Regions from separate parts of the Homo sapiens genome. Here region 2 is linked to region 1. Evidence: read pairs that join two places in POLR2A ChIA-PET (ENCODE). Cell type or tissue: B cell. All regions are shown on one strand.

Region 1 (4,000 bases):
TTTTGTTTTTTTAAGAATGAAATTTTATAACGTGCTTTTTCAGCTATATGCAATGTACATGAGCTTTCCTTCGCAATAAGTTTATAGCATTTTTAACACTTGTATATGGATAAGCTGCAGTGTATACATAACTAATCTTTTGTTATATATTTAGACTGACTTTTTTTTTCCTATTGTAAACCACTGAAATCAATATTTTTTGGTAAATTTTTAATTGTTCTCTTTGAGTAAATTGCTAGCAGTGAATTACTGGATCAAAGAATGCACTTTTTTTTAAGGCTTTTGGTATGCAGTATTGCCAAATTGCCCTTCAGAACAGTTGTGCAACTTACATTCTCTGCAGTCTTTTACTAATTCTTAACCTATTTACGTATTTATTTAAAATGATGCCCATAGCATCAACCCCGTTGTCCATAGCTATTCATACATCCTAGGAGCTTCAAGAATCTCAATTGAATAGTAGTAAGTAATAACTTAGGTAAATGCATAATAATTATCTAGGTAACATAATTTTTTATTGGGGAAAATTTCTTTGGTTTTTACAAGTTGTAAAGATTGTCGTTGAAATTTCATTTTTACCGTGGATGCAAAGATATTTTTCTAAATCTGGTAATTGCAGTCTTTAAACCAAAGATAACAGTAGGTGGTAGAAACATTCTGTGAAATCCTGACCAGTAGGAATGCTGGAGGTATCACTTTGTGTTGAATGGAAGGAGAAACGAATTGTTGAAAAGGTCAGTTAAGTGTTTCCTTTGCTTGGCCGGATGGGTAAGAAAATAACTGCTTTTGAAGCAGGCTTTTGCCAAAGAAAAAAGATCATTATTAATGAACATCACTATATTTCATATCTACAGTCAATTCATATAAATTACAGTCAATTTTCTTTTAAGACAGCTTGGTTTATTAAAATTTTTAAATAAAAAAGTTTTTAAGAAAAAATTACTTCTGAAGGATAATTCAAGGTGAAACTGCAAATCTGCCTCCTTGTTTTGTTGGGAATTTTTTTTTTTTTTTTTTTTTTTTGAGACGGAGTCTCACTCTATCACCCAGGTTGGAGTGCAGTGGTGCAATCTCAACTCACTGCACCCTCCGCCTCCCGGGTTTAAGCAATCCTCCTGCTTCAGCCTCCCGAGTAGCTGGGATCACAGGCACACACCACCATGCCTGGATAATTTCTGTATTTTTAGTAGAGACAGGGTTTTACCATTTTGGCCAGGCTGGTCTCGAACTCCTGACCTCAGGTGATCTGCCCATCTCGGCCTCCCAAAGTGCTGGGATTACAGCTGTGGGCCACCACACCCGGCCGTTTTGTTGGGATTTTTTTTTTTTAAGATCAAGACATAAATTTAAATGTTGTTTTAATAAATTGTTAAATTATCACATTGATCTGTTAGCAAATCCTCTCAGCTCTGCCTTCAATTATGTTAATAGTCTGTCTAGTTTCTTACCACCTCCACTGCTACTATGCTTACCACATCCAGCCTGTATTATTGCAATTGCCTCCTAATTGCTCTCCCTGCTTCTACCTTATCCCCTACTCCCACAGCTTATTTTCTGTAACATAGATGCCAAAGCAATCCTGTTAAAATGTGAGTCAGATTATGGCACTGCTCTTAAAACCTTCCAATGTCTTCTCATTTCTCTCAGTAAAAGCCAAACTCCTTACAATGCCTGTAGGCCTTACACGATCTGTCCTCCCATAACCTCTGACTTACTCACGTGCTTTTCTCCCACCAATCCACTCCAACCACATTGGGTTTTTTTCTGTTCCTGGAACACACTGAACACACACTAATAGCACTGTTCTTTCCTCTGTCTGAAACACTTTCCTCAGTTATCCCAAGCCTTCTTTCACGTCCTTCAGGTCCTTACTCAAATGTCACATTCATAGTGTAGACTTTCTGAAATTCTAAACCCTCCTCATACAGATATGTCTAAATGTTCTGTTATTTATTGACCCACCAGGACCGGGCAGGCAGCATTGTCTTGAAGGTGCTCATCTCTTTTAAAGCTAATGATATAGAAAAGGCAGTTCAATCTCTGGACAAGAATGGTGTGGATCTCCTAATGAAGTATATTTATAAAGGATTTGAGAGCCCGTCTGACAATAGCAGTGCTATGTTACTGCAATGGCATGAAAAGGTAAGTTATGAATTATAAATCTATATGACTGGTTCTTTTACAATAGGGAATGACAATGACAACCTCTCTCACCTAAATAACCATTTTGATTTGTTGTACATTTTTGTTATTACAAATAAAATGCATGAAAAGGATAGTTCATATTTATGTTTACTAGCCTTGGTCTTAAGAGATTCTGATTCCAACACTTGTGTTTATTCAACAATGATTATTAGTAATTAAACATAATCTTGAACTCTGAATTAAATCAAAACTTTGTAAAAGAAAATAAGCAATACAAATCAAGAATTCTTTCACAGTGACCAAAAGGTGAAAACAACACAAGGATCATAACAGATGAACAGCTAAATTGTGGTACATACATACAATGGAATATGATTCAACCATTAAAAGGAATGACATTCTGACACATGCTATAACATTAATAAACCTTGAAAACATACCAAGTGAAATGAGCCAAACACAAAAGAACTAATATTTTATAATTTTACTTATATGAAATAATCTAGGATAGGCAAACACAAAGGGACAGAAAGTCCTTAGAGGTTACTAGGAAGTAGGGAAAGCAAGGAATAGGGAGTTAGTGCTTAATAGGTACAGAGTTCCTCCTTGGAGTGGTAAAAAAGTTTTGGAAACAGATAGTGGTGATGGCTACAGTACATTGTGAATATAATTAATGCCAATGGATTTTACACTTAAAGATGGTTAAAATGGCAAATTTTGTGTTAGATATTTTACAACTTTTTTAAAGAATTAGGAGTTTGGAGGATCAAGAATTCTTAAATCATGTTTTTCTATTTTCATGTGTATATTTTGCAATGTAAGTAGATGCTGGTACATCATCTGTCAAAAGAGTATAAGTGATTTTGAGCTTTGGGTAAAAAACTGGATAACATGTAAATAGAACCAGTCATAAAAATATTGAGTGTTTGAAGTGTATCTGAGTGAAAACACAAACATAAGAAAAAAGCACATAGTAAAACAATAGTTCCCCCTTTTACTCTAAAATGCACCAATTTGGGTAGTAATTTATATGGCACCCTATTCATGGAACACTTTCTGTTGCCAGGTACCATACTATTAATGTTTTATTTAACCTTTACAACAACCCTGTGAAGTATATAAATATCTTTATCATCCTCAATTTACAGATGAAAAGCTAGCTTTAAAACCCAAGCAGCGTAGTTCTAGCATAGCCTCAAGATTGCAGTGAACATTGATTACTTATTATATTCCACATATTCTTCAAAGGACTTTATAAATATTAACTCATTTAATCCTCATAAAAATGGAGGGAAATGCTTGCTATTATTCCTCTTTTGTCACTGAGGAAACTGAGGCATGTGTGAAGTCTTCATTTCTTCCAAATGTCAGTCACCAGTTTTTACCAATCTTCGAAGTATTTCTGAAATCTATCTGTTCAAGCGTATCTAATGCAGCTGTTCACAGCATCTCTCCCAGTCTGTTGCCATAGCTTCCTGACTGGTTTCCCAGTTAACAGTTTTGCCTCCTTCAAATCTGTTCTCCACCCAGCCATCAAAATGATATCTTTAAAATCAAAATTGCCCTTGTCAGTCACCTGCAGGATAAAGTCAAAGTTCCCAAGTCTAGCTTCATCTTCCATGTCATTCTTCCCCTCAGGCTATAGCAATGCCAGCCTTTTTCCTGAATGCACCATATTGTTTCACACCTCCATACATTTGCTCATGATTTTCTGGTGTTAGCCTGTCACCTACTCATTCTTTTAATGTGTCATTTCCTCCATGAAGCCTTAGCTGAAACATTCCTCTATACTGTTAATCTGGGTATAAGCCTCTCCCTGGTGCTTTAATAGCACCTGCAGCACAACTCTCATTTC
Region 2 (4,000 bases), 440 kb after region 1:
CTGTTTCACCGAGAGTTCATAGTACATTATATCACAGCCTAGACTTGGGAATGTACCCGTGTGAACTGTAGATGACTCAGCCTGGTGAGGACTCCATCAGGAGTTCACACCTGGAGATGTCTTCCCCTGACACTCCACTGGGACACCAGTGCCCAGGCAGACAATGAGGAGGGGGAAGAAAGTCCCAGTGAACAGGGAAACTGGGGACACCAAGTTTTGTCTGACTAGCAAAGGAGTGGAGGGTAAAGGTAAAACTGAGGGTTCAGTCTGAGTAAGCTCACAGGTGAAAGGGAAGGCAAACTGAGGACATTAGAGTTATAGCTGGCACTGTCAAAGGCTCTACCGCAAGACAGCTGCTGTCAGCTGCAGCATAGACTCAGGAAGTGATTGTGGTAAGATTCTATATGACAGCAACCACCTCCATGGAACTCCACACTCTTCTGACCACAGAAATAAAGGGTTATACATTTCTGTGAAGTTACCTACAAAGAAAAGCATTCCAGCATAGAAAGGACATTTAACTGTTATTCAAAGAGCATAGTGTTCTCTGGACATTTCTTGCATGGCCTAGAAAAAGGTATCCTATGCCCCTCTAAGAAGCAGTTGAAATAAAGGGAATCAGAGATTCCAGGGATGCCAGAGGTAAATACCTGAAGCAAAGAGGACCAAAAGGAAAGAAACCTTCTATGATGTGTCTGAATAAAGAGAAGTTAAAAAGGAGATTCTAATTTGTACTAAAATGCCTTTTGGAGATAATTGAAGTATAAACCATGATTTTTCAATTATTTAAATTTATGTTTCATTGATTCCTTAAAAAAAAACAATAAATCTTCCTTTTTAAATCCTTACTGCTTTTGTGAACAATACTTTTTTTGTACAAGGAGATTAGGCAAAGATTTTTTGCTATCACTACATCCCTTCACAAAAATACAAGCATTTAGGTATGTGTGTGGGCTTACATACCATTATATAGTTCTTAGTCTTCACAAAAGAACAATGGTAATTCATGTGCATTTGCAATGTTGGGAAAATATGCATGGCGTGCATTTATAGCATCTTACTTACAGATTTTTTTTTTTTTTTTTCAGAAAAAAGATGAATTAAAACTGTATTGCTGGCTGGGTATGGTGGCTCACATCTGTAATTCCAACACTTTGGGAGGCCAAGGTGGGCAGATCACGTGACATCAGGAGTTCGAGACCAGGCTGGCCAGCATGGCAAAACTCCATCTCTACTAAAAATATAAAAATTAGCTGGGCCTGGTGGCATGCGCCTGTAATCCCAGCTACTCAGGAGTCTGAGATGGGAGAAGCACTTGAACCCAGGAGCCAAGATTGCACCACTGCACTCCAGCCTGGGTGAGAGAGGGAGACTCCATCTCAAAAACAAAAACACTGTATTGCCTAAAGTCAGAAGAATGAATTAAATGAGCTCTTATGAGCCAAACTACCTTTACACATCCATAAAGAGAAGTAACAAACATTTTGAGAAGAGACTGGACCATGAAGACTACATCAGGGAGTATCTTGCATCTCAGTTGAACAAATATGCTGTTTCTCCACTACTACTTCCTATGCCAGGTCCACTGTGGCCTCTCCCCTGCTCCCTGCAGATCTCAGAATGTGAAGATCCCCTCCTACCATGGTACAACTGCCTGGATAGGGCAAGAGCAGCAGCTTCAGATTACTGTTGGATCAACTGCCTTCCCAAAGTAGGCCAGGCTATTTGGGATGAAAAACGATTTTTAAACACTAGGAATCCCCTACCAAAAAGTATCCTTTTACCAAGAGCAAAATGGGCCATGATTTGAAACAGCAGTAAGTATGTATAAAGCTTACATGGTCAACATTCTGGCCATGAAACAGACCTCTTTCTGAAAGACTCCAAAACTTACAAGGGTCTGTAGCAGGGAGACAGAAATAATCTCTGGACGTGATTACGTATATACAGATGCAAAATGTCAACAGTCATTAAAGAACAATGATTGCTAAAAGAGAAAGTCTTATCACAGTACTATCAACGATCCTAAACTGAGCCACTTGGTCAATTCCAAGCTGCATGATAACCTGACAACAGAGTGGAACAAAAGGAAGAGAAAACTTGGTAATTTGAAATCTGTTCTCTTGTTAATGCCCCACAAACTAGAGCTGTGCTTAGTTTTAACCTGTTGTTCTCTGATATTTTTAAAGGAAAGGCCAATATATTGAATCATATACACAAATGGAGACTTCTGAAAAGACGAGATAGATGTCTTCATTAGAAATACAGGTGGTATGTCAACAGTAGATAAAGGTTCCATCAAGCTTGAAGATTAGTTTCAATGAAAATTCAGGCTGGGCACAGTGGCTCATGCCTGTAATCCCAGCACTTTGGGAGGCCGAGGCGGGCAGATCACGAGGTCAGGAGACCTGAGACCATCGTGGCTAACACAGTGAAACCCCGTCTCTACTAAAAATACAAAAAATTAGTCAGGCATGGTGGTGCACCCCTAAAGTCCCAGCTACCCGGGAAGCTGACACAGGAGAATTGCTTGAAGCTGGGAGGCGGGGAGGTTGCAGGGAGCCAAGATCGTGCCACTGCACTCCAGCCTGGGTGACAGAACAAGACTCCATCTCAAAAAAAGAAAAATGAGAAATATGCCAAGGAGTTATCTCAGAAAAAGAACATTAAACTAGTAACTGAAATCTGGCCTTGGTCAAAGCAGTCACTCTTCTGTGCCTCAATTTTCCTACCTATAAAAGGATGAAACATGCTGGAGCCCAGCTCTGCTATGACCAACAGTAAGAAATTGGGCAGTTAATTTACCTCACTGGGTGTCATTTTTCTCATGCATAAAATGAGAGGCTCTTGTAGAGAACCCCTGAGGCCCACTCTCATTTTAGTTCTACGATACTGTAATAAGAGAAAAACATGGTGAAACATAAAATACTTTGTATGAAATGCCCCACATCAGTGCAGCTGAGCATTTGGATGATTTGTCCAAGTTTTAAGTTAGTTGTGGGAAATGATTTGGCTGCAATTTGATTCTTTTCTAATGCGGAGATACATATCCCCACAATAAATAAAAAGACGCGGTTAGAATTCTGTAAATATAAGCCCTGAATAAGTGCAGGATCCCTATACGTTTGGCCAATTGATCTCCACCCCTCACCTGATACAACAGAAGGGAAAGACTCAGGTTCTTCCATAGATCAGTGCTGGAGGAAGAACCATTCTCTTCTGTTTCCATGGTTGTGACATAAAGAAGCAGATGCTTTTTGGGGAATTACATATGCAGACATACAGTCACCCACAGACAGAAAAGACTTAGCCTTTGGCTTTGGACATGATTCAAACATTACATCACCTATCTGGGGATTATATTAAAACATAGCCCAGTAATGATTCAGTCACCTACTAGGTTTAATTTCTGACTAAATGAGAGTATTCCAGATTCTATGGAGCTCCTATTTCTACATTGATCTCTCTTTTTTTTTTGATATGGAATCTCATTCTGTTGCCCAGGCTGGAGTGCAGTGGCATGATCTTGGGTCACTGCAATCTCTGCCTCCCGGGTTCAAGCAGTCCCCCTGCCTCAGCCTCCTGAGTAGCTGGGATTATAGGCACATGCCACCATGCCCAGGTAATTTTTGTATGTTTTAGTAGAGACAGGGTTTCACCATGTTGACCAAGCTGGTCTTGAACTCTGGACCTCAGGTAATCCGCCCGCCTCGGCCTCCCAAAGTGCTGGGATTAAAGGCATGAGCCACCGCACCCAGCCCTCTACACTGATCTCTAATAGATGATTCAAGTCTTGCCCTTAGAAATTTCTCTAGGACAGAAAAAAAAAAAAAAAAAGTCAGTAAGTTTGAACCATTAAGAACTTAAGTGGGTTAAATGGGAAAGATATTCCCAGGATTCTCTCAACACCTTAACTTTATGCCCTGACTTTCCCATAAACACGAATCACAAATCAACAATCTTTCTCAGCTTCTTGGGCCAGTGAGGCTGAACCAGTGGC

What was found. Peaks named below come from ENCODE experiments on the same cell type or tissue, not always from the same donor. Only the 100,000 strongest peaks of a DNase experiment are listed, where the experiment ranks them.
Region 2: POLR2A ChIA-PET joins it to region 1 with 5 read pairs; 3 of 35 experiments call an interaction of 5 or more read pairs at or near these places.

What each region holds. Positions count from the first base shown.
Region 1 is chr1:183,628,603-183,632,602 of GRCh38, reverse strand. ARPC5 (actin related protein 2/3 complex subunit 5) reads left to right here. Exons shown (of 4, transcript NM_005717.4): 3 at 1,966-2,142. Among named protein-coding and RNA genes, the nearest start is that of ARPC5, 5.2 kb to the left of the region's middle. In B cell, no CTCF peak of the experiment used is centred here; no DNase peak of the experiment used is centred here; H3K27ac peaks cover 687 bases.
Region 2 is chr1:183,191,336-183,195,335 of GRCh38, reverse strand. All of the region lies in intron 1 of LAMC2 (laminin subunit gamma 2), which reads right to left. Among named protein-coding and RNA genes, the nearest start is that of LAMC2, 7.1 kb to the right of the region's middle. In B cell, no CTCF peak of the experiment used is centred here; no DNase peak of the experiment used is centred here.